Regions from separate parts of the Homo sapiens genome. Here region 1 is linked to region 2. Evidence: read pairs that join two places in POLR2A ChIA-PET (ENCODE). Cell type or tissue: A673. All regions are shown on one strand. Region 1 overlaps SAMD8 (sterile alpha motif domain containing 8). Region 2 has its middle 3.1 kb from the start of COMTD1.

Region 1 (2,500 bases), 56 kb after region 2:
AGATTACTTTTGTAGCTAGGGAATTAAGATATCATTTTAAAATCTATAAATTTAGGCCAGGCGCAGTAGCTCACGCCTGTAATCCCAGCACTTTGGGAGGCTGAGGCGGGTGGATCACCTGAGGTCAGGAGTTTGAGACCAGCCTGGCCAGCACAGTGAAACCCTGTCTCTACTAAAAATACAAAAATTAGCAGGGCATGGTGGCAGGTGCCTATAATCTCAGCTACTTGGGAGGCTGAAGCAGGAAAATCACTTTAACCCGTGAGGCAGAGGTTGCAGTGAGCTGAGACAGCACCATTGCATCCAGCCTGGGCAACAAGAGCGAAACTCTGTCTCAAAAAACTAAATAAATAAAATAAAATCTATAAAATTGGCAAACATAAAAAAATTCTGTAATATATTGCTTTGGCAATGGTGTGGATTAAGCAATTCTCCTGCCTCAGCCTCCCGAGTAGCTGGGTCTATAGGTGTGCACCACCACGCCCAGCTAATTTTTGTATTTTTAGTAGAGACGGGGTTTCACCATGTTGGCCAGGCTGGTCTCGATCTCCTGACCTCATGATCCGCCCACCTCAGCCTCCTAAAGTGCTGGGATTACAGGCGTGAGCCACCACACCCAGCTCCTCCTGCCTTGTTAAGATATATTAAGATATTCAATAATAGAAATACCCCCATCTAATCAGAACAGATTCCCACTTCAGTTAAACCTTCCCCAGAAGCTGCATAACTCAAGCCCACATCCTATCCTTTCCAACACCTTCCCACTGAGACGCCCCACAACTCCCCATGGTGTGTATTCTCCATTATAACAAACAATAAACCCAACTTATTCAACTAAGGTGTGTCCTTCATCCTTGGCTGGAAGGCACTGGAACATGTTAAGTGAAATAAGCAAGGTATGAAACCACATGTATATGTACATATATATGTATATGCTACAATTGGAGTAAAATAATGTAAACCTTTAAAATTAAAAAAATATGTTTGTAGGCTGGGCGCAGTGGCTCATGCCTGTAATCCTAACACTTTGGGAGGCTGAGGCAGGCAGATCACCTGAGGTTGGGAGTTTGAGACCCGCCTGACCAACGTGGAGAAACCCCATCTCTACCAAAAATACAAAATTAGCTGGGTGTGGTGGCGCATGCCTGTAATCCCAGCTACTTGGGAGGCTGAGGCGGAAGAATCGCTTGAACCTGGGAGGTGGAGACTGCGGTGAACCGAGATCATGCCACTGCACTCCAGCCTGGGCAACAAAAGCAAAACTCCGTCTCAAAACAAAACAAAAACAAAAAAACCCATCAGGTACAGACATTCACTTCATAATGTGACCCAGGGCTCCTAAAGCTGGAATATGAGCAGGTCTTGGTGGTTCTGTATTTCTGGCTCTCATGGGAGCCCCGTGAACTGAGAATATACGGCATTTAAATGTCATGCTACTCTACCAGAAGCCTTAAAACTATCATTTGTGCATCTTCAAAGTTCCAGCTGAAGGTGGCAACTGAGCTCCTCTGAGGCACTCTCTTAACTCAGCACCCTCATCTTAACATCTCCGTGAGCAAGGCTACAGTACTTTCATAAATTGGCCCTTAATACAACCTATGTGGTAGGCACTTTTTTCCACTTAAATAAGGTTAAGTGGAGGTTTGAAGAAAAACTTAATCAGTGTCAGAAACACAACTCATACCCAGGTCATCAGAGCCTAAACCCAGTGCATTTTCTACTCCACCAAGCTCCTTGAGGTCTCTTCTGGACTATTTTTTTCCCAGAGTTCTCAAAAAGACTAGCTGGGCCAGCGCTACAGAGGCTACATATTAGCAGTGATCAAGAAGACAAGTTCAGTTGCGGATCAAGCTGATACGGTCCTGTACCTGTGACAATGCTTAGCATTCTAACTACTCCACAGTTCTGGACTAAGTTCCACAGATTTAAAGTTGCAGAGCTCAATCATTTGCTTGTTTTTTTGGAGACAGGGTCTCACTTTGTCACCCAGGCTGGAGTGCAGTGGCATCATCTCGGCTCACTGCAGCCTCGACTTCCCAGGCTCAAGCGATCCTCCTGCCTCAGTCTCCCAAGTAGCTGGGACTACAGACACGCACCACCACACTTGGCTAATTTTTGTATTTTTTGTAGAGACGGGGTTTCACCATGTTGCCCAGGCTGGTCTCAAATTCCTAGGCTCAAGCGATCAGCCTGCCTTGGCCTCCCAAAGAGCTAGGATTACAGGCGTGAGCCACCACACCTGGCCAATCATTTGCAAAAACTAAAATTCATTATATAAAAAACTGACCAGCTCCATTAATAATGCAAAGACATTTCAATAAGAAACTGTAATCCAACTTTCAAATGTTTTATTTTTAGTGTTTTTAAACATTTTAATACAACAAAGATATAAAATAATATATATTAGTTAAATCTGGATTTAATTTAGAATCAAGATATTTACTTATGTACAAACACTGTGCTTCAAGGTATGGCTACCACAGGAACTTTCACATCTTCA
Region 2 (2,500 bases):
AAGCCCTAACTTCTCTCATTCATGCTCAGAGTCAGAGGAAACTGGTGCCTCATGAGCCAGAGCAGACATGAAGCTCAAATATGTGTTCAGTTTGGCCAACAGTGTTTAAACACATACACACACACACCCCGATGTTTAAAATTGTGAAGTTTCACACTGAAAGCCATATTGCCAACCTCTGTTGGGGAATCGGAAGCTCTGGCCATACTGGGCCCATCTTCCCACTTGGCATCCAAGGCTAAAGCCAAGTGGCCACCATGTCCCCTGGTGGAGGGTGAGCTCTGGAGTGCTCCAGTACCCACCACCCCCTATCACCTTGCCCTGCTTACTTCACCTGCCTGGCCCCAAAAAACATCTGAACTCCAATCCCTTAGGATTGATTCTACGACCTTACCTTCTGCCTCCTGCCCTGCTCAGTCCCGGGGGATCTCGGGCGACAGCGCCCAGCCTGTGTGATGCTAGCAGGGCTATGAGAAATAGGAGTGGGACCAGTAGGATGGAAACTCAGGGGTCTGTTCCAGACCTGTTTGTGTGGAGAGCTGTTCCCAGTGACCCAGTTCAGCTAAGACTGTCAGGCTATCTGCGTCTGTCTGTATCAGTCTACTCAGCCTGCCCCCTCTCTGCCTGGTGGGGGCCTAAGTGCAGGTGCTGATGCCCATTTTCTCTGCCCTGATGAGGCTTCAGGTTCCTTGGTGCTTAATGGGGCAATGGCATTTGGCCAAAACGCACCTGAGACAGGTGGAAATGACCTCCCCTGCCCATTCCCTCCCCTGGGGGCTGCTGCCCACATCCACAAGGCCCTTTGGGGAGGCTCAGCTCCCCCCACCCTCTACCAGGCCCACTGCCTGGAGAAGAATCAAAACCCACTCTGTCTTCAGCCCCCAGGCTTCTAGGAAAAAGCCCTAGAACAGATTCGGAGGCGACACTTTGCTCCCTTCCTGGTGAGCTGAGATACTGGTGCCGCCATGCAAGAGACAAGAAATGAGTAGCAAAAAGGGGAGGGGGTGGAAAAATTAAATTCTGCGTCATCAGCAAGGTTTCAAACAATCGCTCGCCAACTGAAGTGGGTGCCACGTCTATAAGTCATTCTGTTTTATAGACCATTAGGATCTCCAGAGAGAACCTGCATGGAGACCACTGCTTTTTGTTGAAATTAAAATGTCAGAGAAAAAGAAATAGAACAAAACAGGGAATCTGCAATTAATTACCAGGCCATAAAAATTCAATAATCAGGAAGCAGAGCGGCCGCCGGCCCAGAGGTATCAGAGCCAGCGTAACAAGAATGGAATACATTAATCTTTTCAAATTAGTTTTTTAATCTGACGGGGATAGATGGTGACATGCCTCCCCTCCCCACCCGCTCCCCCTCAACCTCCACCGCTCCGGCCTAAAGCCAGGCTGTAGGAGGGAGTTTCAGTGTGAGCTGGGGGCCTGCTGCAACCTGGACCCCCGGGCTGAAGGGAGAGAGCGGTCAGCGGCACCACCTGAGCGCAGGGCCCTCAGGCCAGCTCGAGCTGGGCCCTCGTCCCAGCAGAGGAGCCAAGAAGGCCTGTTCCCTCTGGGTCCCAGGGTTCAAGGGAGAGGTACGCGCGTTTCCTCTGTTGGCTGCAGGGTCTGGGCGGTGGTCTCTGAGCTTTCCTGCTCTGGAAAATGGGAACAAGATCACAGCCGCCCCCGGATCCTGGATGCATTGTGCCTGGTGCCCGGCAGGTCCTCAATAAAGGGGCCCTGCTGTTACTATTTTTACTCCTGGCAGCAAGGAGCGCCAGGCAGCGCCAGAACTCTAGTCAAGAGCATTTATTTAGCGCCTGCTGTATGCTCAGGCCTGGGAAGGAGAGACCAGCAGCCTCAGTCCTTACCCGCAGAATGAGATTCACGGTCAAGTTAGAGGCCAAGCGGGACGTAGAGGGTCAAAGAGTAAAGGGCAAGGAGCTTGTCCTCGAGCAGTGCTGCTAGCCCGGAGGCAAGTCCCAGGAGGGCCGAAAGGGCACGCATGCACGGAGACAGCAGGTTCTGCCCCCACACAGCCATGTGCTTCGGGGGCTGCCGGCTGGTTGGTCAAAGAACCAGCCCCACCCTGTCTCTGATTAGAGGCCGGCCCGTAGCCTCACCCCAGAGCTCCGCCTCCTCCTTCCTCGCTTCCGCTAGGCCCAAGGTTCCTGCAGCTCAGATCAAGAAACTGCAAGTTTCTGGCCTTCATCCTCAGCCAAGCCACTCTCTCATTAACTACTCAACAAGCTGGCCTCTGGGCCTCGCTCAGGTTGAGCCCCCGCCTGGGAAGCCCCCCAGTGGAGCTCAATGCCTAGTCAGCGTTGTTAAAATGGATTCTTGGCCGGGTGCGGTGGCTCACGCCTGTAATCCCAGCACTTTGGGAGGCCGAGGCGGGCGGATCACATGGTCAGGAGTTCGAGAACAGCCTGGCCAATATGGTGAAACCCCGTCTCTACTAAAAGTACAAAAATTAGCCAGGCATGGTGGCTGGCGCTTGTAGTCCCAGCTA

The links. ChIA-PET counts read pairs that join two places held together with the same protein. Peaks named below come from ENCODE experiments on the same cell type or tissue, not always from the same donor. Only the 100,000 strongest peaks of a DNase experiment are listed, where the experiment ranks them.
Region 1: POLR2A ChIA-PET joins it to region 2 with 13 read pairs; 31 of 35 experiments call an interaction of 5 or more read pairs at or near these places.

What each region holds. Positions count from the first base shown.
Region 1 is chr10:75,181,955-75,184,454 of GRCh38, reverse strand. It overlaps SAMD8 (sterile alpha motif domain containing 8), which reads right to left. Exons shown (of 6, transcript NM_001174156.2): 6 at 2,332-2,500. Among named protein-coding and RNA genes, the nearest start is that of VDAC2, 28 kb to the left of the region's middle. In A673, no CTCF peak of the experiment used is centred here; no DNase peak of the experiment used is centred here.
Region 2 is chr10:75,237,846-75,240,345 of GRCh38, reverse strand. No RefSeq gene overlaps it. Among named protein-coding and RNA genes, the nearest start is that of COMTD1, 3.1 kb to the right of the region's middle. In A673, no CTCF peak of the experiment used is centred here; a DNase peak (open chromatin) is centred at 1,135; H3K27ac peaks cover 693 bases.